Regions from separate parts of the Homo sapiens genome. Here region 1 is linked to region 2. Evidence: chromatin loops called from intact Hi-C (ENCODE). Cell type or tissue: PC-3. All regions are shown on one strand. Each heading gives the region's core, and the rest is flanking DNA. Links, peaks and the distances in the headings are about the cores only.

What was found. Peaks named below come from ENCODE experiments on the same cell type or tissue, not always from the same donor. Only the 100,000 strongest peaks of a DNase experiment are listed, where the experiment ranks them.
Region 1: a loop joins it to region 2, with 2.6 times the contacts of the local background. A loop is called at or near these places in 2 of 110 quality-filtered maps.

The regions. Positions count from the first base shown.
Region 1 is chr4:94,769,991-94,785,905 of GRCh38, reverse strand. The region is part of intron 1 of BMPR1B (bone morphogenetic protein receptor type 1B); the gene reads right to left. Among named protein-coding and RNA genes, the nearest start is that of BMPR1B, 20 kb to the right of the region's middle. In PC-3, for the core only: no CTCF peak of the experiment used is centred there; no DNase peak of the experiment used is centred there.
Region 2 is chr4:94,819,364-94,835,278 of GRCh38, reverse strand. The region is part of intron 1 of BMPR1B (bone morphogenetic protein receptor type 1B); the gene reads right to left. Among named protein-coding and RNA genes, the nearest start is that of BMPR1B, 69 kb to the right of the region's middle. In PC-3, for the core only: no CTCF peak of the experiment used is centred there; a DNase peak (open chromatin) is centred at 7,388; H3K4me3 peaks cover 776 bases; H3K27ac peaks cover 1,517 bases.

The sequences.
Region 1 (15,915 bases), core at 4,836-12,835, 51 kb after region 2:
GCTATTTTCTCCTGGCTAAAATGACTTGGAAAAAATTAAGGATTCAATATTGTTCAGCACATATACCCAGAGGTCTCATTTCCAGGTGTCAGCATCCTACTATTTCTCTATCAAAGCCCTGGCTTTGACAGGTGATCTGTCAAAACTGTACCTTCAGTCTTATACTGCAGCCTTGCCACTCTTATATCTTGGGGTTAATTTTCAACATAATATTCTCTGTGAATGTGGAATGAGATCTCCCTTAAAGAAATTATAGCAGTTCTCTGGCTTTCACAGTGTGCCTTAAGCTGGCTGTGAGCTACCTGGGGCCCATCTTTTTCTTTTCTAAAGTCTTTAATGCTGCCAAAACACCAAAATCCTTACAGTTATCCATGCCCCACCCCCATGCCCATCAAATGCAACAGCTACATGTCTTTCTTTTCACCCATATCTTATGCAAAATTATCATCATTGAAAGCTGTGGTCATTGTGATGCCACTGCATGCCAAGGTCATTGTCAGCTCCCTGACGACTAGCAGTCCTTACAGCCTTCAAAGAGGGAAGCAATCTAATTTAACCCCATCCTAAGTACATATGTGCTAGGAGCACCACTGATTATAATTAGTTTTGCCTGAATTCTTTAGAAATCAGAGTTTGAGGCCAAGTTTACATGTCAATAATTCTTTGGTGAGCACAGGGAAGGAAGAGTAAGGGAAAAGGGGAAATGAGGCAGGACAGGAAGGAAAACAACTATAAGGTGGTACATTAACAAACTGGCTATGGCCTTGCAAGAAATCGCGGTAAGCTACAAGTCACAGGCATATCTCCACAGAGGCTAAATGGAGACCATTTGTCTCAGCTCCTTTCTATCTCCCACCACTCATGGGTCAGTGTTTGCTCCATAGCATAACTTTCTTGTATTAATATTTTGAGGCCTGACCCCTCCAAGCAGCTGCTGGTGAAGCTTGAGGCTTTGTAGGTCCAGATGCGGCACATCATGCCTTGAATTTGTTATGACTCTTACCCTAAAGGTCACAGGAAGGCTGTACCAAAGAGGAGGCTAAGATGACCTGTATGGTATCAAAGATGAGGTTACAATGAAAATGGCCAGGGCTTTACAACCACAAGAATGACATGAGCTGCTACTGTGGCCACTCTAAAAAGGAAGTAGGACAAGCAACTGAGGTTTGAGAAGGGAGCCAAATGAATCTGGGCAGAGAAATCAACTGGGCCCAGTATAAATTTTATGCCAATGTATGTTAACATTTAGGCTGGGTGCAGTGGCTCACACCTGTAATCCCAGCACTTTGAGAGGCCAAGGCAGGAAGATCACTTGAGGCCAGGAGTATAAGACTAGTCTGTGCCACATAGCAAGACCTCATCTCTACCAAACAAAAAAAAGAAAAAATTTTAAAAAGTTTACACAAAAGAGAAAATGTAAATATAATTTTGAAAAACTATTCAAATAGAAACAGGAGACCTGAAAACTCATAACAAATAAGAAATCTAAGTAGTTTAAAAAGTAATCTTGTAAGTTCAGATAATTTTACAAAGTTCTATCAAACTTTCAAGGAACAAAACCTAATATTATACAAGTTCATCCAAAAAACAGAAAAATTACTTACACTCCCAACCTCATTCCATTAGGTTACTATACCTGGATTCCTAAGTCTCTTATTGACAATAGGAAATAAAATTAAAAGCTAATCTCACAATAATCCACTTCTAGAATGGCAGTATGAGGAGCTCCACAGACCTACCCTCTCCAGCCAAAACAACCATACAAGTAAAATTTTAAATTAAAAAACTAAGAAAACACTTAAAGTCTCTGGAAATTGTCTTAAGAGCAAGAAGCAGATCAAGAAACATTAATTCAAGGAAGCATACTAAATCTTGGTAAGAAGGTTGAGAGTCTATGGTCTCTGAGCATAACATATCCCCTCCTTCCCTACCTCCAGCTCGATATGAGAGAAACTCCACTCCCTGTGGATATGGCCAAGAAAATGGGGCTCCAAGTCAAAGGATAAACTCTCTCACCAGGAGGGAGGGGCCACCAGCACTTCTCATCCCCCCAGCTCTAAACTACAACGGCTACATTCCTGGTGAGCATGGCCAAGTGGTCAGAGCTTCCTTCCTCCACCAGTCCCTACTCACAGGGTAAACGCTCTACACCCAGCAACAGCAGGCAGAGAATACTGGTGCCCTAAAGGCCTTCACCTTAGCTCATTCATAGTGCAAAGTTTCCATACCAGAAGAGGTAAGATAAGGAGACCAGAGGCTACCATCTCAGCCCAGCATCCTGCTAGAAAAATCATGGTGTCACTCCAAGAGAAACAGGCTACTACACCCTCCAGATCACTGGCTCCAGATCAATGGCTCAGAGATTTTGCCCAGAGGAAGAGACACTTCATAAGAACAGAGAGCTTCAAAATTCTCACTTAAAGGGACTAACTTTAACTGAAACAGCAGAGTATAAGGGAAGTTCAAGCCTAAGGGTACTCTAGAAACAATAAAGATTTTGGTGGTAAGCAATTAAGAGGAAGCTAGTAGATCCATGAGAGACATAAACTATATTATAAGCCAGATAGTTTACCATAGAGAACTAGGAAAAGAGTTAAGAGTCCTCCTGGAATCAGAACAAACCTCAAACACCGGCCTCAAAAACTACCCCAGCAGAGTGGCCTGAAACTAATTAGATCAGACTATGAAGCAAGTTATGACTGGAGCACTGTCACAACAATAGAACAATCGGCCAGCAATTCGTGGATCCTAATAGCTGGCGTGATAACAACAGAGGTGAGCAGCTTGACAAAGATATAAGGGAAAGAGACCGTCAGAGACAGAAACCCTTTCATCCAAAGGTAACTGTGGACATGCCCAAGGTTGCACCCACCATTAGAGAGGTAATATCAAAGACTTCCCCTAGCAGTAAAATAGTCCAGCCAGGTCACTAAACAAACAAGCAAATAACAAAAACAAGCATTAGGAGTGGAGGGAAGCAGATTCCAGTGTTACAATATATTGCCTAAAATGTCCAGTTCTCAACAGAAAATTACAAGACATACAAAGAAACAGGGAAATGAGACCAATATACAGGGAATTAAAGCAGGCACCAGAAACTACCTGTGAGAGAGCCCAGATGTTAGATCTGACAAACAAAGCTTTCAAAGTAGCCACTATAAATATGCTCAAAGAAATAAAGGAAACCATGCTTAAAGAAATAAAAGATGATGTGATGATAATGTCTCATCAAATGGAAAATATCAATAAAGAGATAAAAATTTTTCAAATTGAATTCTGGAGATAAAAAGTATAGTAACTGGCCAGGTGTGACAGTTCACACCTGTAATCCCAGCACTTTGGGAGGCCAAGGTGATTAGATCACTTGAGCTCAGGAGTTCAAGACCAGCCTGGGCAACATGGCAAAACCTCAGCTCTACAAACAAATACAAAAATTAGCCAGGTATGGTCACATGCACCTATGGTCCAGCTACTAGGGAGGCTGAGGTGGGATGATCACTTGAGCCTGGGAGGTTGAGGCTGCAGTGAGCCAAGATTGCACCACTGCACTCCAGCCTGGGTGACAAAAAAAAAAAAATTAACATTAAAAAATTAAAAGTATAATAACTGATATGCAAAACTGAGTAGAAGGAAGTATCTGTATCTTTCAACTGACAGAAGAAGGAATAAACAAACAAGATAGGTCAATGGAGATAGTACAACCTGAAGAACAGGTTTTTAGAAACGAAGAAAAATAAGCAGAACCTCAGAGAAATGTAGGACACCATTAAGCACATATATATGTAAGGGGGCTACCAAAAAGAGGAGAAAAAAAAAAGAAGCAAAACAAATTCATTTTAAGAAGAGCTGAAAACTCCCAGTTTAATGAAACATTAATTAAAAACAATAATCCAGGAAGCTCCACAAATTCCAAGCAGAATAAACACAAAGAGATCCACACTGGGTTGCATAATAGCAAAAATACTACAAGACAAAAAGAGAGTATTTTGAGAGCATATAAATAAATATGACTCTTTGCATACAAGGAAACTGCAATGAGGTTAACCGGTAACACAGAAAAAAATGGAGGCTCAAAGGCACCAGGAAAATAATGTTCAAAGTGCTAAAAGAAAAAAACCATCAACCATGAGTCTTATGTCCACTAAAACTATCTTTCGAAAATGAAGGTGAAAATATAGGTATAAATATTTGTTATTGGCTGGGCAGAGTGGCTCACGCCTATAACCCCAGCACTTTGGGAGGCTGAGGTGGGTGGATCACGAGGCCAGGAGTTTGAGATCAGCCTGGCCAAGATGGTGAAACCCCATCTCTACTAAAAATACAAAAATTAGCCAGGTGCGTGGTGGGCACCTGTAATCCCAGCTACTCGGGAGGCTGAGGCAGGGGAATCGCTTGAATCTGGGAGGTGGAGGTTGCAGTGAGCCAAGATGGCGCCACTGCACTCTGGCCTGGGTGACAGAGCAAGACTTCGTCTCAAAAAAATAAAAATAAAAAATTATTATCTTAGATTAGGCAATGGTTAATATGATACCAAAGCATAAAAACAAAAGAAAAAATAGATAAATCGGACATTATAAAAGTTGAAAATATTTTTGTTTCCATGGACACCATCTGGAAAGTGAAAAGACAATCTTAAGAATGAGAGGAAATATTTGCAAATCATATATCTGTTATGAGACATATATTTAGAAAACCTAAAGAACACTTACAACTCCATAACAAAAAGATAAATAACTCAATTTCTTGAAATGGACTAAGAATCTGACTAGACATTTCTCCAAATAAGACATACAAATGGCCAATAAGCACATGAAAACATGCTTGATATCATTAGCCATCAGAAAGATGCAAATCAATGCCACAATGACACAGTACTTCATTCTGACTACAATAGCTATTATCAAAAAGACAGATAATAGGCCGGCTGCGGTGACTCACACCTGTAATCCCAGAACTTTGGGAGGCCGAGGTGGGTGGATCACAAGGTCAGGAGATCGAGACCATCCTGGCTAACACGGTGAAACCCCATCTCTACTAAAAATACAAAAAATTAGCCGGACATGGTGGTGGGCACCTATAGTCCCAGCTACTCAGGAGGCTGAGGCAGGAGAATGGCGTGAACAAGGGAGGCGGAGCTTGCAGTGAGCTGAGATGGCACCACTGCACTCCAGCCTGGGCGACAGAGCGAGACTCTGTCTCAAAAAAAAAAAAAAAAAAAAAAAAGACAATAATACATGTTGATGAGGATGTAGAGAAACTGACACCTCATATACTAGGATGTATACTGCTATAGGCACTTTAGAAAACAACCTGGATGTTCCTCAAAATGTTAAACACAGAGTTATCATATGACCCACCAACTCCACTCCTAGGTATATACCCAGGAAAAATGAAATATATGTCCACATAAAACCTTGGGCATACATGTTTATAGCAATATTATTAATATTAACCAAAAAGTATAAACAACACAAATGTCCATCAACTAATGAATGTATAAATATATAGTCTATCTATGCAATGGGATATTATCTGGCAATGAAAATGAATTACGTAGTGACACATGCTACAATATGGATGAACCTCGAAAATAATATGCTAAGTGAAGAAAGCCAGTCACCAGAGATCTCATATTGTATCATTCCATTTTACGGAATGTCTAAAATAGACAAGTTTATAGAGACAGAAACTAGATTAGTGGCTACTGAGGGCTAGTGCGGTTGGGAGTAATATTAAAGTGACATGAAAAAAAGCTAATCTCATTAATGAACACATGCAAGAATCCTAAATGAGACATTAGCAAACCAAATCTAGCAGGCAATTAAAAAGATTATTAATTACATGTCATGATCAAATTGAGTCTATCCTAGAAAATAAGAGCAATTTAACATTATGAAATCAACAAATGTAACCCAACAAATGTAACATAGAGATTAAGGGAAGGGGGGGAACTTTTACGATCTCAAAGATACAGAATAATTTGATACAGCTTAATATCCATTTACTATGAATATAAAATAAAACAGTATATTAGGAATATAAGAGAACATCCTTTTTTTTTTCTAATGTTTTTTAAGATGGAGTCTCACTCTGTCACCCAGGCAGGAGTGAGGTGGCACGATCTCGGCTCACTGCAACCTCCACCTCCCAGATTCAAGCAATTCTCTTGCCTCAGCCTCCTGAGTAGCTCGGACTACAGGCACGTGCCACCACACCGGGCTAATTTCTTGTATTTTTAGTAAAGACAGGGTTTCACCATGTTGGCCAGGCTAATCTCGAACTCCTTATCTCAGGTGATCCACTGGCCTTTGCCTCCCAAAGTGCTGGGATTACAGGCATGAGCCACCGCACCCGTCCAAGAACAACCTCAACATGATAAATGTATATATAAAATCTAGATCAGTTATCATTCTTAATAGTGATGTTAGATTTAGACCCTACAAGAAAAAGAAAAATATGATCATTATCACTATTTCTATTCTATATTATATTCTAGTTAAGGCAATGTAATATTACCACAAGAATAAAAACCAGACCTATGGAGCAAAATTTAAAAGCTCAGAAACAGGCCCTCATATGTGTGTAGAGAAATTTGATATACAACAGGGCTGACATTAATGGACAATTACTCTAGAATGAAAGGATAGATACATTCAATAAATTGCATTTGGACAATAGGTTATACATAAATAGGTTACACATATTTATATGGAAAAAAATAGAATTGGACCTTAACTCACACCTCAAGAAAAAAATTCAATTACATATAGATTAAGACTATTAAGAGAATATCATTATGATGTTGGGGTGGACAAAGATGATTTAAACAAGGCACAAAAATTATAAACCGTAAATTAAAAGAATGAAAAATTTGACTACATTAAAATTGAGAACTTCTGTCACTAAAGCTACATAAAAAGGTAAAATAGAGAAACCCTAAGTCATAAAAAGATGTCTGCAATGCATTTAACTAAAAATTAGCATTCATAATAAACAAAAAAAAATCCCTAAAAGTCACTAAGAAAAGAACAACCAATCTAATACGAAATCAGCAAAAGATATGAACAGGCACTTCACAAAGTTGGCAGAGGAAAAGAACAAATGGACAAAATGCATGAAAATATGGCTCATCATCATTAACAATCATGAAAACATCAGTTATGACCCCACTAAGAAATTTTAAACCTGGATATTAGCAAGTATTTAATAAATCTGAAAATATTAAGTATGGACTAGGATGAGGTACAAATAGGAATTATCCACATGCTGCTGGTGGGAATGTGGACTACTTTGGAAAACAATATAGCACCGTCTTATACATTTAAAAAAGAGCATCTTGTTACTGGTGCACCAAGAGTTAATACAAGAAGCCCATAACATCATTCTTTATAATAGCAAATATATAGAAATACCCTATCAGGAAGTAAATGGAAAAATAAATTGTGATCTATTCCCCCAACAGTGTATCACAAAGCAATGAAAGAAAGTGAAATACATCTTCAAGCAAAATGGATGAATTTCAAAAACATAAATTTGAAGGGAAAAGTAAAACACAGGACACTACCTAAAGAGTCGTATTTTTATAAAGCTCAAAAATATGCTGGTTAGGTATACACACATATATGATAAAATTATTTTTTAAAAACCAGTGAATAATAAACATAAAACTCAGGTTAGTGTTTACTCAGATGGGAAGGAAAGATGCCAAATGCAACTGAGGAATGCATAAGAGGCTTACAAGTTATTGGTATTACTTTGTTTCACAAGCTGACTATTGGATGTACAAGCATTTACTCTATTTATTATTATTATATATCCTTTAAGAGAAGAATTATTTCATTTAAAAACATATATACATATATATACACTTTTTTTTTTTGAGATGGAGTTTTGCTCTTGTCGCCCAGGCTGGAGTGCAATGCCGCAATCTCAACTCACTGCAACCTCCGCCTCCCAGGTTCAAGTGATTCTCCTGTCTCAGCCTCTCCAGTAGCTGGGATTACAGGTGCCTGCCACCACGCCCAGCTAATTTTTGTATTTTTAGTAGAGACAGGGTTTCATCATGTTGGCCAGGCTGGTTTTGAACTCCTGACCTCAGGTGATCCATCCACCTCAGCCTCCCAAAGTGCTGGGATTACAGACGTGAGACACCACGCCCGGCCAAAACTTCTATATTTTTTAAAAGTAAGAAAAGAGCAGGAATCAGACAACCTGTTTTCTGGCCCAATCTCTGCTACAATATAAGGGCCTTTTCACAAAACACAGAACCATCTTAAATCTCATTTTGCATATCAAAAAAGGGTTTCAATTAGATTTTTTTAAGGTCACTTCTGCCATTGACTACAAGGATTTCTGTATGAATTAATAGCTTTTTTCCTTTAAATCATTCCTATAGTTATTAAGTAAAACTCAGAACCATAATAACAGAAAAATGATTAGGGTTAATTTGCATTTCTTTTATAATGTAATAAAATTATATATCAAAGGTAATGGCCAGTATTTGTAAGCAGTAAAAACTCCTGTTTATCTTTCTTTTCCTTTTTTTAAATAAAAATAACATGAAGCAGGTTCTCACCTATTCAAAACTACTTTCATTTTGGGGTCCTTCAAATTTTGTTTTCTTTTTCTGAGGCTTATGGAGATTTCATGGAGATAACTGAAATATTAACACACTTCTCTTAAAATATGAGAGAAATTAAATAGATACTCTGCTGGTAGAATTGTAAATTAGAATGATGACTGGAAAGCAACTGGTGATACATATAAAAGCTTTCATATAAATATTAAAGGACCTATTCATAAAGATGTTCACTGTACTGTTATGATAAAAATAAGGAAAATAGATACAAATGAGTATTTCCAGTCATTAATTAAAACAGTATTTTGAAAAATATGTAATGATATAAGGAAAAATTCATAAATCATTCAAGCAAAAATAAAATACAAAATTAAGATGGTAATTCACACTTTTGTTAGCATATCTAAAAATAATTTAGGAGAAAGGATAAAGGAAATATATCAAAATGGTAACAAATAACAGGCTCTAAGTGGTGCAGTTTCAGGTGATTTTCTTTTTCCTTTCTGGCCTTTTCCTGTATTTTATAATGTTTCCATTGAACGCGTATTCATGTAATAATCAAGTCTTGCAGAACCAAGACATAGCAATGTAGTAACTGGATGGATTCTGACTCTGGGGTATTACAAGTTTTGTTTTCTACCATTTTAATAAGCACAGTTTAATAGAAAATTTAAATTCTGATGTTGTTCTCTAGACAGCATTAAATAATTCTGCTTGAAATATATCAAGATTCCTTACCACAACTAAAACGCATATACAAGTAGCTAAATAATTGCATTTGCTGAAGAATTTTCTAATGCCACGGAGGTGAAGAAAGAAAAAAGAGAATAAGAGTACTTCGTGTTTATTATGTAAGTGAGCAAAATGAGAACCAAAATTAACTTAGAATTAATCTTCACTTCATAAAGAAAAAAGCCAGGGAGGAAGGAAGGCACAATGGTCGCCAATCAAGAAAGCTGTCTCAAATGCTTATGATGCATCACCATAAAATCTGCTTTTCACAGAAAACAGTCTTGTTTTACTGTTCTTTGATCAAATACTCCCAAATATTTCCTTGCTTTTCTTTTGTATAGATAATATAAACATTATTAGAGTGATTTTTAAAATAACTTATACCTCAAAATTATTTTAATACAGAGGAAATAGTGAGGAAACAACAACAAAAATTTCAAAAGAGAAACCTTAAGACTTTCCAAGAAAAAAGGCTATTAATTTCTTTTTTTTTTTTTTCTTTTTTTGAGACAAGTCTTGCTCTGTCGCCCAGGCTAGAGTGCAGTGGCACCATCTCAGCTCACCGCAAGCCCCACCTCCCAGGTTCATGCCATTCTCCTGCCTCAGTCTCCCGAGTAGCTGGGACTACAGGCGACCACCATCACACCCGGCTAATTTTTTATACTTTTAGTAGAGACGGGGTTTCACCGTGTTAGCCAGGACGCTCTCGATCTCCTGTCCTCACGATCTGCCCGCCTCCGCCTCCCAGCGTGCTGGGATTACAGGCGTGAGCCACTGCATCTGGCCAAAGGCTATTAATTTCTAACCGTAGTAATAATATTTGAAACAGATGTCTATCTACTTTCAAATCCAAACTGGATCACGGTTTACACAGTTTAATAAAACTTTAATTAAGGCTCTGCAATAGTGTAAACTGATCATGTCAAGCAACTAAACACTTGCTTAATATTAAAATCTATTCAAGCTTCACTAATGCTAAAGTTAACCAGACATTTCATAATTCATCCAAGGGAAAATGTCATTCAAATCAATAAAAACATAAAATTTATCCTCTTATTTCACTAAACTTTTTTTTAGAAGCAAGCATTTGAAATAGAGATGGAAATATCTTAAATTGGAAAAAAAGGAAACAACTTTGTTGCTAAAGAGCTTCGTTTTTGAAATTAGGCACTTATATTTCAATACGAACATTTTGCGATCAAATAATTTTTGGGCTTAGAAACATTTTACAAGAAAACAGTTTCTCCTTAAAATTGATCAATTAACTGTACATTTTCCTCATTCTGTTTTAGTAGGAGAATCTCATATAGTAACCTGGTAAAGCAGGCTGAGTGCTAATGCCATTTAAGACATCTAAAAATAAAGAACAAGAGTGAACATTTATTGAACAACTATTATGTGCCAGGTATTTCTTGTAATTCCCACATGATCCTTACTGAACTGGTATTCTTATTATCTTCATTCTACAGATGAGGACACTGAGTGGGAAAGCTGGAATACAAACTCAGATATCTGCCTCGAAAGTTCAGTATAGAACCTTCTACACTAGTTTTAGTCAAAATACAGAAGAGAATTTTTTTCCTTTTTCGTGTCCCAGAATGCAATTTTAAAACAAATGCAACAAATCATACATTTAAAAAATTCTGAGGTTCCTCATGTACTTTAAAAATGAAAATTTCCGCCATTATGAAAAAATAAAGATCAGAACCATACAAAAGAAAGTCAGTTAATCAACACTGACCAAGCATCTTTTGGGTTCTATATTCCATATTGTAAAAGATAGAGAGAGAAACAGAAGACAGGTTTTGACATTTCATACAGTTAAAACTGTGAGGATGGAAGCACACTAACAATTCAGGAAATCAGTAATTAGAAATTGATACAGTGCAGAGTACATAAGAATGGAAGATAGTGCAGGCAGAGAAAGGGAGGGACTGAGTCAACAGGAATGAGATTAACAGAATATTTTCCCAAAGTGAATTATGAATCAGGTTCCAAAGAAACAGAAAAGCACAAGAAGAAAAAATTCATAAATAAACTTATACATGTTGGGTATAAAGGTTATCCAATTTTTTTTTCATTTTTAATCCAACTTCTAAGAAAAGAGTCCACATAAAGGGGATTTGCCTTACCCTGTTTCACATTCTTTCTCATTTCTGATTAAAAGATTTTATCATCATGAACCCTAATCCATTCACTATGGACAAGAACATTTTTTCTATTTCTTAAGAACCTCAAATTTTTTCCTTAAGAGCAAACAATTCATGTAAAACAAGCAACTCTGTAGTTTTTAGTGGAGGCTTCCTATTTTATACTAAGAGCAAATGCTCCAGGATGAATTACCAGGGGCTTTGATTATCTGTCCTCTCAATTGTATTTTAGTTAGCTTGATAAATATAATTTTCCAGTTAGCAAATACTGACGTGTCATAGGGGAGGTTGCACAGAAGCATGATGAGATTAAAAATTTGGTATGGGTTATCTAGAAAATACCTCTGAAATCCCCACACATATAAAAATAATAGAGTTGACTGCTGTATGAAAATATAGTGTCTTAAAAGGAAATTACTAATCAACCTGAAAATAATAAGCACGTATCAGGTTTCCCAGACATTTTCAAGAAATCTTAACATTTAAACAATCACAGAACAGTGTGACTACATAATATTTTAGGAAAAGAATACAACAGGCATTAACTTCTCAAAGAGGGAACCAGTTCAACTGCATAACACTTCAACCTGGTTCAGTTTTTGTTTTCATATTACAAAGAGTTTTTAAAAGAGACTTCCTGTGGGAGTCAAAGAAACAAAGATAACCAATGAGATACACAGGGAAATTATCCCTTATTGATTAGTGAAAATTTGTAATCACAGAAACTAATTTATCATGTTGCTGGCAACCTCTGCGTATTTTTTATCTCTGGTAAAATTAGCCATTATAATCTAATACAGTCAAACATGAAACTGCATCTGACTTCTGAACAAAATCGTTTCAACAACTGCCTTAAAAGTTCTTAGCAAATAATTCTAAGAAAAGAATACAGTATTTATTGTGGCAGAATTATTTTCTACTAACCTAAATAATTTGCAACTCCCAAGTAATGAGTTTATTCATAAAATTGTGTAAATGGTACTCTGTATAATTATTAGATTTGTACGTATCAGTCTCATATAAAGAATTATAAAATCTTAGAGCTGAAAGGTTTAGAAGGGACTTAAGTCACAAACATTCTCTTTTGTCTCTGAAATTCCAAAAACACCAGAAGAAAAAAGATACAAAGATGAAACAGTTATGGTACCTTGCTCTAAAGGAACTAATGATATATGCTACTATTATTAACCAAGATAAGATTTTCCCATTCCAGTTGGCCAATATTCCATTTTAAGTGATCAGTCCAGATTCTAGATTATGACCTTTCCTGTCTCTCAATCGTATGCTCTTTTCAACATACTACTTGACTTCCTCTTCCGAAAAAGAGAACAGATGTAAAATGCTAAAATAAGAACAATAAATGTATTGAAACATATTACTCTATCCCATCCATTACTGTGATGAAAAATTACAAACGAAAAATTATTTGACCTGAGAAATGAGAACACAAAGAAGATTTGAATTATATGAGATTAAGAAAGTTAAAGTAAAAAATAATCAACTAGTCCTTCCTTATTATATGGTTTCATAATACAATTATGAAGGGTCATTCAATGATTTAAATGGCAGGTAAAATTAAAACAAATAAAAGGAAATACCCTTGACATGCATAACAAGCCTCCAGAATACACAAAGTCGCAGAACAGAGGTCACATCGTTAAATCCAGTAACATAATTTTAAAATAAGCTGGATCATTAGTGAAGCAAACATCTGATTATTTATGTTCAACATAAATATAATTTTCCATAATGGAAAAATTATATTTTGGAATCTAAGGAGTCACTAAGGAAGCTTTCTATTTGTTACAAATTATACTATATCTTATTACATTTTTGCAATATTTATATTCCTTTGGAAAATCAAGTGGTGACTACTGGATTAGCAAAAATGTGTTCATTTAACACACAGATAGTACCTGTAATATCAAATATTTTAAATATTAAGTATTTTAAAAAGCAAATTTGCTATTTTACTTTTAACATCATTTTAAACCTTGCTTTCCTCATAACTCCTTGGCTTTATGTAAAATATGTGTTTAATCTGGTTATTTTGGAAACTAAAGATTTCTTTTTTTACAGTAACTCTGCCTCAGCTGAACTCCACTGCCACAGCCAATAGGCCCTTCTGCATTTTGCTATGCCAAAAAATTAACAACAACATGCTGAAGACAAAGGGGAGGTCCTTTCTGGAAAAAGTGTGTGAAGATATGAAGCCCACTGGCTGGCTGGCAGATGATGACAGTATGGGCAGGCTGCAAACCAGCCTGGAAAACTGCTGCAGTCATTTCATTGCCATCCACTCTGGTGCATTCTGATGAATCAAATCAGAAGGATAAAATATAGGTAATATCTCTATTACAGATGATGACCTAGAGTCACTAAAATGTTAGAGAAAATTTAATCACAGGAGTTACAAGATGAAACTCTTCTTGAAGGTTTTTACTGTGGTTTTTAGCACATACTTTCTGGTCCTCCCTATAATTTAACATCAATCCTCCATCAAGCCATACAATGAGTGTATGTCACAGTGCTTCCTTCAAAATAATTTTTAAGTTTAAAAATATCATTTCAGACATTATCAACTGATTTCAAATGAGTCTTTTTCTTCATCTTGCATCCCTCTACCGTTAGCAAGTTACCTGGGCTATCTAGTTCCTCACATTCACTAAAATGTCACTGTAGTTAGACAATAGACGGATCAAACAGAAAAGTCAATATTAGTAAATATGTGGTAACTTTGCTCTTAAAATACACTGCCAGTACTCTCTGTATAGAAATGTTATATTAACTGAAAGGGTAGAATAAGGGAGATTACATCATTTAAAGTTCAAAATATATTTTTCCATATATTTTAAACACTGTCTCTCTTTATCCACCTCTCTCCTCAGGATATGATTGATAACCCAAGTCTTTATCTCGAAGGCTCTTTAATTATCAACCTTTCTCTGTGCTCTATCAGCACCTTCCACATGCAATTATCATCTCATACAGTTGTCACACATGTCTCCTTGCCTCAGGGGTCTTTCAAGCTCATGAACCACCAGGGCTGATTGTCAGTCATCTTTGTTTCATCAATAACCAGTATAATATCTGGCTCTAACAGACCTCCAACATTTGAGCATGGATTTAGAAGCTGAGGGTCCTACATTAGAATCCAGCACTACCACTGGCTGAACCTCACTGTGCATTAAAATCCTTCATCTGTAAAATGGGTTGACAGTAACTACTATCTTCAATGTGACAGGCCTACGCACTGCCTAGAACATATAAAAGAAAACCACCGTAGCCTCTCGGGGTTTGTATGTGTGTGTATATCTGCTTTTTCTTCCTGCTGCTACTTGTATGTACTTGCATTTCAACCATCTACATTAAGTCTCAATGTCACCTCTTTTATCCACAGCCCCTCACGTTTCCCTAATTTCGTGTTATAATTACTTCTTAGCAATTTGACAAATTTCTAAGGTCTGTGTATGCTAAAGTATAAGGTCACGGAAGAATTTAACACATATAATCATGGGAGGGGGTCTAGCTTTTCATTTTTTTTTTTTTTTTTTTTTGCAGGGCTAATCATGTCTCGGTAAGTTAAAACTTGTGTAGAGCCTCAAGGGAGAAACCAGTCAATATAATCCACTGGATTTTTTTTAAAAGCCCTTGACAAGGTACTACCACAAAAGTTATTATAATGAACTGAGTCATCATAGGATTCGATGAATTTTTACTGGAGAAACAAAGACAGTGAAAAAAGGAATTATTTTGGCAGGAAAACCATAAACAGGGAAGGTGCTGGAAGTAGCCTTAACATTTTTACAAATGATGTAAAAGAGGAAATATAGATTAAATTTTCCAGGTCTGCAAAAGATACTAAGTTTTTCCAGCATGTGAAATGCCAAGTCAGTGGGCTAACCTACAAGATCTCCAAAACTTTATGAGATTTACTAGGGGGAAAAACATCAAATAAGATTCAAACTGGAAAACTATAGGGTTACTATACTTCTCAGGATAAGGGCCTTAGTTATCATGAAAAGGAGCTAGAAGTCACCTCTGGGATAATGCATTAATAAGTTCCTGCAGCCAAAAAAGCTAACAATGACACAGACATCACTAGAGAATAGAAAATATGGTTCTCATCTAACACCAGAGTTCATCTTTACTTGAAATACTACATGCAGTTCTGGTCTAACATAGACTAGCTCTCCAAAAATATCTGCTGCTGAATAAAAAATCTATAACCTTGCTTTCGCAAAAAAAAAAAAAAAAAACAAACACAGAAACGAAGGACAATTCAAACAAATAAAAACAAATGATCAGGTGAACGACAGGATGGTCATATAAAGAAAAACAACAAAGATCAGCATTCTCTGTCTAGACAGGTGAGGGCTGCAAGGAAACATTATAGATGTGAAGACTCTACATACCCCATAAATGATGGACAGCATGGACAAAGCAGAGTGCTAA
Region 2 (15,915 bases), core at 2,773-10,772:
AGGATCCCTTGAGCTCGAGAGTTCAAGCCAGCCTGGGCTACTTAACCCCACCTTTGAAAATGTTCTTTAATTAAAAATAAATCAGTAAATATTAATTTATTTTAAATTGCTGTAAAGATAACCCACACTATTCTTTGGAAAATTTTAACACCTTATAGAAAGATCTTTACACCTTTCTATACAACCAAAGATAACTCCTATAACCACTAAAATCTGCATTTCTTCCTAAAAGAGCCCAGAAGCTGCATAAATTAATGGTTGTCAAATGCCCTGTCAAAGTGAAAAGACTACTCCCTATCTTTGAAGGATATTTTCAAAATTTAAAAAAAAAAAAAACAAAGAAACACAAACTGCAGATATCTCTGAAGTTTTAATGACAACCTCATTCTTAAGAACTATTTGGTTCAAGAAGTAGGAAAGAACTTATTAAATATATTTATTTATTGTTATTAAAATACCTAAAGTAGGCACTGCCATTTCCATTTCAGAGTAAGATATGGAAGAGCTGCTACTGTTGAGTGCTGGTGATGCTGAACTTTCTGTACTGGATAATCAGTGATCCAGAAAGTGTAAAACACTCCCATCCTGGTGAACCGTTTTATTGGTTCCAGTTCATAAGGTTCTAAACTACACCAATCCTCAATCTCCTAGAGAAACAGGAGTTTAATGTCTTTGAATGGGTTTAATATCAATCAGTTTATTCACTGCCTATGTCAAAGTTGTAGAGAAGGCTTCCCAGAAAAAATCTTGAAGAGTTTGGAAGGAAAAAAAAAATCCTTCCTTGGCTTTTCAAAATTAAGGGGAGGTGGAGAGGAAAAAGAAGGGTTTTCAAGTATGCAAAGCTGGAGGAGGAGGGAAAAAGTAAGACAAAACATTCAAAGGATAAGGAAGAAAATGGGACAGTATAAGAGATGGCAGGAAGATAAGGAAGATAAGCATATCACGAAAGAACTAATGGAAGTGATCTGTACCCTCAAACAACTCTACACTTGTAAAGCTCTTGCAGAAGCCTTGGCTTCCAACTTGTCCTAAATCTCAGTGGCTTCCTACAGGCAACTGCCTCAGGATGATCACCTGCTGATACTCACCGCAGACAGGCAGAACTGTGCCTTCTACAGCCTTGGAAAGCAGCTCAAGCCAACAATATGTAAGTCCTCAGGTATAATGGGAAATGACTGGCAATGTTCAGACATTTGCATATTTCAAGCAGAATAATACATCTAATCCGTTTAAGATAATTTAAACATATTTTAAAACTACAATTAATCAACAAAACCAAACATCACACTACGTATGGGTAGCTCTCAAGTACACCTGCATACAATGAAGCATTTATTTTCTCAAGTTTCAAGAACAACAAAAAATGCCTAATCTCATGTATCAGGATTACCTGGTACCTGTACTTGTAATACCCTAATATGTGTAATACCCAAGTATGCATAGATCAGTTCATTCACTCCTAATTCACTCACTACCTCACACACCCACGAAATATTTATCCTTTGCCTATGTGCTAAGAACAATTCTGGGTCTATAATATGCTCTGGTGTGGAAAGAAAACAAATAACCCAGTTGTATTATCATCCTTTCAAAATTCTATAAGGAACACAGCCAACAACAGCATTGAACTTAGGCAGGGGAAGGAGGTGTTGGGGGCTGATGGGAACATCAGGAAAGATTTGGCTAAGAATGTTACCTCTGAAGTCAAATCTGAAGCATGAGAAAACAATCAGTTGGCCAAGGGAAGATGAGTAAGAGAACACTGAGATCTAATAACAAGCATTTCATGAGAGATAATAAAATAAAAGGAGCTTAATGAATCAGGAAAAGAAAAAAGTGTGGAAAACAAGTAGTGGCCAGATAATGGGGTTACTTTATGGGTCTTGTTAAGGATATTGGTCTTTACCCTAAGAATAATGAAAGGCTATTGAAGGTCAAATGAAAAATGGTAATTGCTAATATTTACTGATTATCTACTATGTGCCAGTGACTATGGTAGGCACTTTGTATTAATTAATCTTTTTAATACTAACAACCCTATGAGGTAGGTACTTATTTATACCTGCATTTTTTTTTTTTTTTTTTTGAGAAAGAGTCTCTGCCTCTCTCATCCAGGATGGAGTGCAGTGGCACTATCACAGCTCACTGTAGACTCGAACTTGTGGGTTCAAGTGATCCTTCCACCTCAGCCTCCCGAGTAAATGAGAATACAGGCATGTGCCACCAGGCATGGCTAATTTTTGTTTTAATATTTTGTAGAGACAGTCTGACTATGTTGCCCAGGCTGGTCTCGAACTCCTGACCTCAAGGGATCCCCCCGCCCCAGCCTCATGGGCCACCGTTCCCGGCCTATCCCTGCATTTTAAAGATAAGGAAACAACTCACAGACATGACCTGCTCAAGTGCAGAGTTGGGATTTCTTTGACCCATGCAGCGTGACTTTAGCATTTATGTTCCCAATACACTGCACTACCTTTCCTTATTTTTATTTTTTTTGAGACGGAGCATTACTCTGTTGCCCAGGCTGTAGTGCAGTGGCACGACATCAGCTCACTGCAACCTCTGCTTCCTGAGTTCAAGGAATTCTCCTGCCTCAGCCTCCTGAGTAGCTGGGATTACAGGCGTACACCACCAGGTCTGGCTGATTTTTGTATTTTTAGTAGAGACGGTGTTTTACCATGTTTGGCCAAGCTGGTCTTGAATTCCTGACCTCAAGTGATCCGCCCACCTCAGCCTCCCAAAGTCCTGGGATTACAGGCATGAGCGACCATGCTCGGCTGCTACACTACCTTTCTACATGAGACCAATCTGATCAAACATGTAAAATCAGCTGCCCCATGGTACAAATAAACTTTCCTCTATTAACCACTGGGGACTCTAGTTAACTTCAGTAATAATAGTGTCAGGAGTAAATAATAAACAGTAATACATCACTTAATGGCAGAAATAGGTTCTGAGAAATGTCATTATTTCCTTACATGAACACCATAGAGTGTACTTACACAAACTTAAATGGTATAGCCTATTGCTCCCAGGCTACAAACCTGTACACCATTTCTCTGTACTAAATACTGTAGGCCAGCGGTTCTCAACCTTTTTGGCACTAGGGACCAGTTTCATGGAAGACAGTTTTCCCATAGACCAGGGTGGGAGTGTAGGGGGATGGTTTGGGGATGATTCAAGTGTATTACATTTATTGTGCACTTTATTATTATTAATATTACATTGTAATACATAATGAAATAATTATACAACTCACCATGATGTAGAATCAGTGGGAGCCCTGAGCTTGTTTTCCTGCAACTAGACAATCCCACCTGGGAGTGATGGGAGACAGTGACAGATTATCAGGTAGTATATTCTCATAAGAAGCTCACAACCCAGATCCCTCATATGTGCTGTTCACAGTAGGGTTCGCAATCCTATGAGAATCAATTGCCACAGCTTATCTGACAGGAGACAGAGCTCAGGCAGTAATGTGAGTGATGGGAAGTGGCTATAAATACAGGTGAAGCTTAGCTAGCTTCCCTGCTGTTCATCTCCTGCTGTGTGGTCCCGTTCCTTACAGGCCCCAGACTGGGGGCTGGGGATCCCTGCTGTAGGCAACTATAACATAATGGTATTTGTGTATTTTAACATATCTAAACATACAAAAGGTACAGTAAAAATAAATATAAAGGCAAAACTGTACCATAAAAAATGGTACACTTGTACAGGGCACTTACCATGAATGGAGCTTACAGGACTGAAAGTTTCTCTGGGTGAGTGGTACATGAATGAGGAATCCTACGACATTACTGTACACTAATGCAGACTTTATAAACATTGTATACTTAGGTTTAACTAATCTATGTTATAAATATTTTTCTTTAATAATTAACCTTAGCTCACTATAACTTTTTTACTTCATAATTTTGTAACTTTCTGACACTTTTGCAGGAACATTTAGCTTAAAACACAAACACATTGTACAGCTATACAAAAATATTTTTTCATTATATCCTTATTCTATAAGCTTTCTTCTACGTTTTTTTTTTTTTTTTTTACTTTTTAAACTTTCTTGTTAAAAACGAGGACACACACACATTAGCCTAGGCCTACACAGGGTCAGGATCACCAATGTCACTGTCTTTCCCCTCCATATCCTGTCCCACTAGAAGGTCTTCAGGGGCAATAACACACATAGAGCTGTCATCTCCTATGGTAACAATGTCTTCTTCTGGAATGCCTCCTAAAGGACCTGCCTGAGGCTTTTTTACAGTTAACCTTTTCTTTTTTATAATTAGTAGGAGTACATTCCAAAATAATGACAAAAAGTGGAATCAATACATAAACCTGTAACATAGTCATTTATTATCAAGAATTATGATAAACTGTACATAATTGTCATTGTGCTATACTTTTGTATGATTGGCAGCACAGGTTTGTTTACACCAGCATCACCATGAACAGGTGAGTAACGTGTCGTGCTATGGCGTTACGATGGCTACAGTGTCACTAGGCAGCAACAGGAATTTTTCAGCAACATCCTTATGGGACCACTGTCACACATGTGGGTCTCAATGACCAAAACGTCATTATATTGCACATGACTGTATTTCCTTCCAGTGGTAAATCAAAAAAAGTAATACATGATTATTTTATGAATTTTATTAACATCCACCTCTACTATTTCAGATATATGGTAGTATCTAGAAGTAAGTTTTCCCAAAGGCAACCCCAGTAATAGCAATGCTTGAAGGAGTTTAAAAGGGGTGAGAGAGGAACAATCTAAAATTATATGCTACATGGAATCAAATCTCATCTATGATGCCACTTAACGAAAACCAGTGATTCAAAAATATTTTAAATATTGAAATTTTAAAATAGTTTTGACAAAATATGAATCACTTATTTATCTAACAGAATTATATTTATAAATACAAAGTATAGCAAAGTGTATAAATGTGAACACATATATGAATAGAATTCTATAATCACATATCGTGTTAAAACATTAACTTTTCTGAATGTCTTAAGTCAAAAATATCCCATATTAACATTTCTAATGTTTTTTCTAAATTTTGAATTTTCCCTTTTGAAGCTGTCCAAAAAATAGTTTATTATTTATCTCTAAGAAAATTTACTGTAACAAACATATGCAAGAGTTATTTAATATAAACATACTTTCTATGATGACCTAAATATATTACTTATCAGAACTAGCTGATAACTATCATGAAAACTCCATGTCATATACTTACATAATAAGTCTCATTTCTAATATTTTTAAATTCAGAATAATTATTTTTTCTCAAACTCTTCCTACAAAAGATAGATGCACTGAATTTTATCTAAATAAAACTGCCTACTGCTCAAAGAGAAGCTTCCAAGCTACTGTTTATCCTTCCCAAATTTAGAAATGCGTTACAAATCTTCTGCACTATTTTTCAAGCCAATCACTGTAAAATATAATAAACTACATCTCTCATGTCACATAATCCTGACCTTGGGGATTATAACAGGTATCATCCCTCCTTTTCCCTTAGCACCTTGGACTTCCTTACTAGAGCACTTCATTCTTTAGGAAAGGCTGTTTCCTTTCCTCTCCATTTCTATGCACTCTTAATTCTGTGAGGATCAGCACTGTGCTCCTTTTATCTACCGGTGTGCATCCAGCACCTAGCACAGTGCCCATGAAGCCCCTACTAAGGACCCAATAAATAACTGTTGAAGGCCAGGTGCCATGGCTCATGCCTATAATCCTGGCACCTTGGGAGGCTGAGGTGACAAGATCGCTTGAGCCCAGGAGTTCAAGACCAGTCAGGGCAATGTAGCAAAACCCTGTTTCTACAAAAATCATCCAGGCATAGTGGCGTGTGCCTGTAATCCCAGCTACTCAGGAGGCTGAGGTGGGAGGATCTGTTAGCTCAGGAGGTCGAAGCTGCAGTGTCCCAAAAAAAAAAAAAAAAGGAAAATAAAATCATTGTTGAAAGAATTTCCTAAGAGCAACATCATAAAGAAATTATGCCCTATTGGAATAAATTGAGAGAGAAAGCTTAAAGAAAAGGATAAAAGCACGCCTCCCTGTGAAAACTAAATTCCTCAGGAATTCTACTTGCACTTCTTTAACTCACAGAAGCATAAACTTAAGGTACAGTCAGGGTGTGGTATGTGAGGTCAGATATTTAATCTACAGTTAATCCAGCTCTACTTTTACTAAATCATGAATCATAAACTTTCAACACCTTTTTCATTATACCACACCTATTTTCTACTTGGCAAGAATGCATTATCTTTTTTTTTTTTTAATGACTTCTCTCACACACACACCCTAAGCATAAAAACTTGACACCTAAATATCACTACTCAGAATAGAAGGGCCTTCTTTTAAAAGCATACATATTTTTAAATGATTAGCTCTTTATTTTTTAAACTATGTTCCAGGAAACCCTAGTGCAGTGGTTCTCACATGTATCAGAATCATCTGGAAGGCTTGTTAAAACACAGACATCTAGGCCCTACCATCAGATCTAATTCAATAGGTTTGGGGTGGGGTCCAGATTGATGGTGATGCTCATAGTGCTGGGACCTCACTTTGAGGATGAGAGTCCAAGGGTGCTTGTTAATAGATGTTCTCTAAGGGAAAAAAAATATCCATTCTCAAATAATTCTGGAAAATGCTGCATATTCTATATGCCCTCTTAACATTTCAGTATACACATTCACATACTGGAAGCCCTGAAAGTTCTGCAGTAAATTAATATGTTTTATACTGTTTATCAAACAAAATTATTTGACCCTGGAATCCTGTAATCAAAGAGCGGTAATTAACATCTTAATATGCTCTGTAGAATACACTGTGGAAAAATCTACATTGGACTCTTTAAAAGTGTTTTCTTTAAAATATATTTCAGCAGAAAAAATTCTGTTATTGGAAATAACCCAAATTATTACCATGTATGATTCCTGTCCAAATAAAATAAAAGCATCTCAACTTCAGATCAGGCACTGTTCACTCAATCATGTATCTCATTTCTTGCAATGCTACTTTTTATAGTTCTGGGTGTGAGGTAAATATCAAGATCACACAATGTTTTAGTTATTAATCCTATTAATTAGAAACTAGGTATAATTTAACACTATTTTAAATTTGAATTAATGAAAGCCACAAATTCACCTTTATTTGTTCACATTTACGAATAAAATGTGTAAGGCAATGGAATGAAACACTTTACGTATATTCAAGTGAAAACATTTTCTCACACGTGACCTTATCTGCTGTTTACAAACACCTTGTGTGAAACTGATATGGCAGGCATTTTTCTCTCTGTGTTAGCATGAGTTGGTTAACTGAGAAAAGGAAAAGCAAGTGAGTCACCAATTATGGAACTAGGTGATGACATGTCTTTTGACTCACATTCCAGTCATCTCTCCATGACACTGTGCTGCTTCGATGAAAACTTTTATACTCATCCCGTTGATTTTATCTGACAACTTTTCTCTTTCTCCTCCCTTTTAATCACAAAAACTGCATGTGAAAATAAATAAATATTTAAAATCTTTCACATCATAGGATAGACAGATACTTTCAAATACTGCTACATGGGAAGCTAGGCACTGCTGGCTGCCACAAAAACAGCAAGAATGAATCATTAGGAGAAGAAAAAGAAGGGAAAAATGCTGAACAAAGGCATCAGTGAATATTTAATAGAATTTTTTAAAGTAAGCTCTCTAAGGAAAGACATTTTTGTCTGCTCACATGCCTAACTCAGTGTCTGCCAAACTAGAGATATTCCATACTTATTTGTTGAACCTGTATCAAGAGGCAGTAATGTGCAAACAGCACAAAACCATAAATAATATATTTGAGAAATATATAAAGTTTATATACACTTTATATACATATATTTGAGAAACATATTTGAGAAACAGAAATAAAGTTTATATACACTTTTTATAAACAAAGTATATATACACTTTATTTTCAAAGGGTTATTTATTAAAGAGATTTTCAAAAGGCATTACGAACTTTATATAACATAATCATACTGTCTCAAGTCAAAGACAGAGGAACTACTGCTTAAAACTCTAAACTTGCAAAAGGAAGTGCTTTTGCTATTGAAGCCTCAACTAACTCAACCAGAGAGACACAGAGGGGGATGAGGAATGAGGAAAAGGGAACGCTTATTACATAAAATGCCATTTTGGAAACAGTATTCCCCTAATGAGCCAAATTAGATTATATTTCATATTAGGAAAATTACTTCCTTAAAAACCTACAGATTTTTTAGAATTCAGTATTTTTGGCTTATTTTTGTAATTATATCATTTGAAAGTAGTATTATGCTGCAAGTTTTACTCAAATAAATTATTTTAATTAAAGAATTTACATCTGTTTGGCAAAGTTACTATATTTTAATTCCTACATTTTATTGGCAAAACTGTTTCTCTTGGAAAGGTAGGGTTTTTCACTGAAATCGATACGACTAATATAAAACTATTGATTTCAGTTTCAACAATTTAATATTATAAGCATATATTTACCTTTCCTTTTGGGTAAGCAGAATAAAATGTTTCCTAAATTACTAATAACAGGGACTTTAGCAGGGTAGCAATTATGCATGTTTCCATTTTTATTAATGTATAGAACATTCCAGATGTTCCTCTTTGCTTGGTATTCCTGAGATTCTCCCTACCTTAAAAATGGTAAAGTAATTGAATAAAAAAAAAAGTCTTGTAAAAGGAATTTCAACGATTCCACATTTTTTATAAGAAAATCTAAAATCTGCAAGAACAAATTCTCCTCTGAAAATGACTTAAACAAGTGAGAGCAGGGACACAGCAGAAAAGCACAGTGCAAAAGAGAACAAAGGGAGCAGGAAGTGAACCTGGAAGCAGTCCAGCCCGAGTGAGCTTTAAAACATGGTGAAAGAAGACCCCAGTGCTGCAGGTGTGCAAATGACTACATTTGACAGAGAAATAACATCTGCAATATCCCCGAGACCTTTTCTGAACCTTAATATTCTTCACCAGTTATCAACTCTACCGAAAGACCACAGCCGAAGGCTCAAGTAAGATCTCTAGGCAGTCCCTATTTAAGAACTAATGTTTCACTTATGCTTCACATTATCTTTGAAAATCTAATTCTACATTAAGTACCATTCTGTCAATTTATCTATTGACTGGCCCTTATCAAATAAACAAATAAAAATATGAATTAATATTTTTGAGGAAATGATTTTAAAATTTTTTTTTCCACAAATAAAAATAAACCTTTAGATCCTGTTCCAATAACCAATGGCACTGGGGAAAAAGTAATATCTGTAATGCAAAAGCCTAAAATAAAAAAGAAATGTTACCATATGCCTGGCTCCAAAGTTTAGAAAAACAGAAAAAATATCCTTTGTTGTGGTATTTTTAATTCTCTACAAATGTAATGTGTACTTATAAAATTTGTTTTTATTTTCTTATATTAATAAAACTATTTCCATTCAGAAAAATAGACTGCAATGCAATCCATTTTCTTTCCACATTCTGCAAAGCATTTTGATATTTGTATAAAGGCAGTCTGGATTTACCCATTACAATAGTACTCTGTTTTACTCCCCAGAACTATTGCAACCAGGCACTGTCACCCATGTATTTTGTCAATGGTGGTTTAGGAAAATCAAAGGGTCCCAATTCTTGCCAATGAGAAGGCAAGTCTGCCACAAGATTTCTGGGAAAGGTTTTTTCCCATCTTAAAAAAAAAGATGGTACTATTTTGTTTTGTTTTGTTTTGTTTTTACTTTTGAGACAGGGTCTCACTCTATCACCCAGACTGCAGTGCAGTGGCATGATAATAGCTCACTGCAGCCTTGAATTCCTGGGCTCAAGGGATCCTCTCACCTCTGCCTCCTGAGTAGCTGGGACTACAGGTATATGCCACACTGCTCAGCTAATTTTTAAAAATTTTTCGTAAAGATGACCTCTCACTTTCTTGCCCAGGCTGGTCTCAAACTCCTGGGCTCAATAGATCCTCCTGCCTCAGCCTCCTGAGTAGCTGGGATTACAGGCATGAGCTACCACACCCAGTAGTACTATTCTTATAGCTGAAAGTGGTATCTGCTGCTAACAGCCAGAGGATGGGGCCACCACAGAATGTCAGAGACTAGCGATGAACTCCCATCCACAAAAAGAACACTTAACATGAGTCTGGAATGACATTATTGAGCTTCTAGTCTGTATCAATCACCTCTGGCATCAAAACTACATGAACATCCACTTAAAAGAGATTCTAAACGTCCTTCTTTTTCAAGTAAGCTTGTATTGAAATTTTCTGTTTGCATCCAACATTGTTCTACCTAATGCACCAATGTAACAAAATGTCCATTTAAATTAGTTAACTGATCAAGGAGTCCATGTTACAAATTTCAGTAACTACAATTTTGTAAAACACAAAAACTAGACAATAATTTGAACACTATATATAACTTTCATTACATTTTTATTTTATAAAATAAAAATTTACCCAATATAAAAACGTTTTTACTCAAAAGCATACCAAATTTTCCCCATTTTTCCCCAAGATCAATTAAACAGAAATTTTTCTGTGTGAATCAAATCTTTTAAATAAAATTCTTATTTGCCTTATTTCACAAGTAAATGTTTTCATTCTCTCAGACAAAATTAATTCTCTAAATGTCATATAGACAGTAAAAATGAGTTCTCATTTTATAATTTCTTTATTCAAATGAGCTTTTTAGAAAATAACCAGAATGTTTAAAAACAGATCAGTTCAAATAGCATAAGGATACACTACCTTAGTGTCTGCATTTGGGGCTAAACCATGAAGTGGTTCAAGTTTGGAAGCTCCATAAGTGATTAAGATACTTGCTCTGTTCACATGCTCACAGTGCAGTAAATAAATGAGACACTGAAGAGACAAGAACCATATAATAAGTGCTACCACAGAACTGTGTACCAGCACAAAGAAGCATCTGATTAACAGGTGAATTCATGGAGAAGGAAAAAGTTACGGTGGGGAAGGTTTCCTTAGCTTCCTCCTGAATGGATGCATGGGAAAGTGCTGGCAATGATCAGGCTAATTAGAATTAAGTGGTAAATTCGTGCATCAAAACTCAGACAAAAATGTTAGTATCTTTAAATGCTTGAATTAGATCAATTAAACATTTCATTTTACTTCATTATAATTCTGAAAGAAATTTAAACACCAAATAAGGCTTTAAACTCTAAAAACTAAAAGGATAGTGGCTGGGCACGGTGGCTCATGCCTGTAATCCCAGCACTTTGGGAGGCCAAGGCGGGTGGATCGCAAGGTCAGGAGATTGAGACCATCCTGGCTAACACGGTGAAACCCCGTCTCTACTAAAAATACAAAAATTAGCCAGGCGTGGTGGCAGGCACCTGTAGTCCCAGCTACTTGGGAGGCTGAGGCAGGAGAGTGGTGTGAACCAAGGAGACGGAGCTTGCAGTGAGCCAAAATCATGCCACTGCACTGCAGCCTGGGCGACAGAGCGAGACTCCATCTCAAATAAAAAAAAAAAAACCAAAAGGATACTAAAAACTATTCTTCAATCTGTAGGCTGCTCAGACAGGCATATCTAACCTTTTCTCTATTCCATATCTCAGTCAGAAAACAGCCCTGGTAAATATATGTATGGTTACATCTTTGCCTTATAGAGAGGTTAGGCTGTGTGTGCAGTAGAGGGCTTAGTATGCAATCCTGGTTCTTTTTCTTCATAAACTGTGACCATTAATTCCTTCTCCTCTGCTAGTTGTCTCTCAGAATCACTTTCCAGACACTGGCTCCTCCAAAATGAGGGCACAGCTCCCCAAAACATAGATCCGAACACCAGCTTTGCCCCCAGCCTTTTCTCATAACTCATACATATCCACCCACAGAAATGTGGCAGCCCACCAGGAGAGAAGCATGGTAGTGAACCAAGCTAACTTTCTACCACATCCGTTCTCCCACTGACCCCTCAAAAGCAAAGGAGCCCTTCTCTGCCCACTTCCATTCTAGCTTTAACCAAAATTTTGGAAAGCAGTTTTATCTCAGAACTCTTTTACACCTTCTGTCACTCTTTGGTGAGGTTAATTTAGAATATGAAGTGAGAAAGAGCACCTCAAGCTCATTAACAAATGATTTCAATATATTTCAACTAAGCAATTAAAAGAGTTTCTGGTTAACAGGAAAGCTTATAGTGTAGGATACAGTGGCTGCCTGTGGAAATGTTTGCCAAGCATAGATACCAAAAGTTAACTTGAAAAAATTTATTTTTTGACATTAATACTTTTTAACCAGGAGTCAAAAATATAACAATATCTAAGGCACACATTTTAGGAATATCATTTCCCATTCAAATGCAATCATGACTCAAAGCTTAGCTGACAAAAAAGTCACCAATGCAGTGTGGAAAAACACTATTACCCCAAAAAAGCCTTTGTATCCTTCCCATTGGCTTGGCAGATATGAGGTAACCTTGCTATTTCAGAGACTAAGTAGGGGCAAACAGATCGCTCAGATGCCTAAGTCAGAGTGCATTCCTGGAATGCACCCAAAGTAGTCATCTGGGTGCTAAGTCTATGGCAGTGACTTTGAATAAGCCATGCTAGAGACTCTCTTGAAGCCACATCCATTACAGCCCCCTAGTATCACTGATAGGGAGCACCCAGTCCAGGGACTTGAGAGCACATCAAGTCTCATCTTAAGAGAAGGGAGAAGGGAGTTGGCCATCCATCTCCTGTATTTCCTCCTCTCTTCCTCTTCTACCCTATCCATTTTGCTCCTCATTCTTTATTCTCTATTTTGCAATATCCCCCTTTCCTTTCAATTTATTAATTTACCCATCTACCCAACCATCACGAAATATGTCCAATGTGTTGAGAAGCTCTGGACTGTAAACATTCAAGTGGTCTCTGCCTTCTAGGGGCTCATGGTCTAAGTTAAAACTCAGACATAATAAATGTCATGGTCTGAATGTCTATCTCCTCCAAAATTCATGTTGAAATTTGGTTGCCATTGTGGTGGTGTTGGGAGGTGGGACCTTTAGGAGGTGATGGGGCCATAAAGGCTCCATCTTCATTGGTGGGATTAATGCCTTTACAGAAGAGCTTATCTGGCCCCCTTTTGTCTCTTTGCCCATCCACCTTCCACCATGAGATGACACAGCAAGATGGCCCTTGCCAAATCCCAGCATTTTGATCTCAGACTTCTCTCTGCCTCCAGAACTGTGAGAAATAAGTATCTTTTCATTATAAATTTCCCAGTCTCAGGTATTCTGTTATAGCAGAGCAAAACAGACTAAGACTATAAACAATCACCAAAACAGAATAAGTCAATGAGTGTTACCACAGAGCTATGCACAGCACACAGAAAGGGGTGTTTCATTAACCGGGGAGAAAGAGGAGTTGGAAGATTCACTTCACTTACCTGTGAGGTGAATAGACACACAAGACATGAATTTACTGAAATCAAGCCAAATTTTTTAAATACTAGCTATTGGCACACAGTACCATCCAGACTTCAACAAGAAAGCATTTATAAGCCTTATCCTTATTACATGTATAATTAAATCCATCGAATTTAACACTTGTATCTCATTCGCTCCCATATCTCCAGTACCTAATACAATGCCTAACAAATAGGAGGTATTCAATAAATATTTTATCGAATTTAATTCAATGTTTTATGTGTACTGCTGTTTTATTGAACTCTTAATTGATTGGTTTAAGATCCTTAGAGGCAGGAACCATTTCCAACACTATCTTAAGCCAAACCTAACTCTTTTGTATGAATTTTGAGATTAGAGTTTAAGTAAAAAAATTAAAATTTTAAAAAATATTTATAGAATATATGCATATATCATATCTATATATGCTCTAGCTAAATTCTAGCAAAAATTATTTTCTGAGAAAACTTCGCTAATATTATTAAACACTTTTTGTTAGTATTAAACTTCAAGAAATTAAATAAAACTTACCCCTTAAGTGCTTACTAATGCTTACTAGTTACCAAATACATGTTTTCAATTAGTAGGCTGCAACACCTTTTGGCTTTATTTTCACCACAATTTTCTGTGGCAATAAATTTAATTTCAAAAGAAAGTAGCTATAGATTATGGAACCAAGTATAGCTGTGTAACACATAAATAAGTCTCAGCCAGCTTTAAAGCATATTAAAGAGAGTTGTGAAATATATGTGTAAACATGAAATTCTGAAGTGTTAATCCAGTGACACTTAAGTACTGGTTCCAGTTTATAAACAGATTCTTTTAAAGCTTCTAGGCAAAATCTAAGGAACAGCAATGGCATGCCCTGTCACAGCTGGTAAGAGTTAAAGCACACTATGCACTCTAATGATCTCTCTTAGAATCCATTATTCTAATTATTATGAATACCATATTTCTGAAAACTCTAATTTTAGCAACATATGTTATATGGTTGAAGTTAGCGCCAACAGTAGAGAATGAATTGGTTCTCCTTTCTAACCAGTTTAAAATTTACATGTCTTCTAATTCATGAAGTTTTTAGTATAAAGTGTCTACATGATTTTGTGAACACCTGTAAGAACTGAAAATATATCTACACTTCTGACTTCGTTATTTTTATTTTACAATCTGAGTCTACGTACAACTAACTGCTCTTTGAATAAATTCGTATCCTTCAAAGTTCTGATCTCTTTCAAGTCCTCAGAGAAAAGGCTTCTGTTGTTGCAAATCATTACCATATCTTTATGAGAAAAACATGTTTTAATCATACAGTATTATGTAGTTTAAAATACTTATCCATGGAACACTCTGCATAGACCTGGGAATAAACAATGAACAAAGCACACTCCCTGCCCTCCCAGAGTTTACAGTCCCACTGGGAAGACAGGCAAGCAATCCGGTTACTTCAACTGGCAAATTGCTCAGGAATCTTGAGTTATGTAAGGTTCTCCAAAGAAACAAATGTTTTTTGTGGGTGACTTTTACGCCAATGGCTTTTTAGTTCATTTAATAATAACTGATTCTAGGGGGAAGATACACCATGAACTTTGGCATCAGACCATCTGAATTAAAATTTCTGCTCCATACATTCAAGGTCTGGCACCCTAGAAAATTCTTTCTCTCTTCCCTTCCACAGGTACATAATGGGGGTCTTGATGGGCCTCACTGTGTGAGGTACAGGAATAATACACTGAACCTTATGCACTCCCAGGCTTCAAGAATCTTAGTTTTGTAGTTGAGACTGATAATAAATTCAGGCAAATTCAATTCATTCAGCTACTCACTAATTATGACACAAGCTGGATAGGGCTAAGAAGAAAAAGCAGGGGAGAAATCTCAGGATGACAGACTGTTTTAGGAGCTGTTCATTTTGGCAGGAAAGCAGTCCTGTAACTACAACTGAATTAAATGTTTTCAAGCCAACATTTCAAAAAAATATTTCATTAGGTGAATTTTGTTCCACTACGAAGGTACTACCAACTGTGTTCAAATGTACACTACTGGGTGAGCTCCTTGTTAAAAGGTTCATTTCTTACCATTAAGCAGATACTTACATATTCTCACAAAATCCCTGTCAGCATGTACTTGAAAATCTCAAGAGTGTTCAGATTAGAGTGCAAGGTCACAACCAATGTTATATGTGTGAAGGACTGAATAAGGGTCTCAAATCTAGGTCCTCGGGGAGAAGGGAGAAGAACTTGTTTACACACACACAGAGTAAGCAGCTGTTTAAGTGGTGTGACTAGAGGGCTGATGAAAGAACCCCGGGCTAAAAATACTTCCACTGGCTACGCCACAGTGTCTGAATTCCCACACAGCTCCTTCCTGGACACTCCCATCAAAACTCCTGTGAAAATGCACCTGGTATCAGAAAGGGCAGCTCCCTAAACTATTACCAACCAGTAACATTTTAGCTCAAATTAGTTCAGTTCATGAGCTG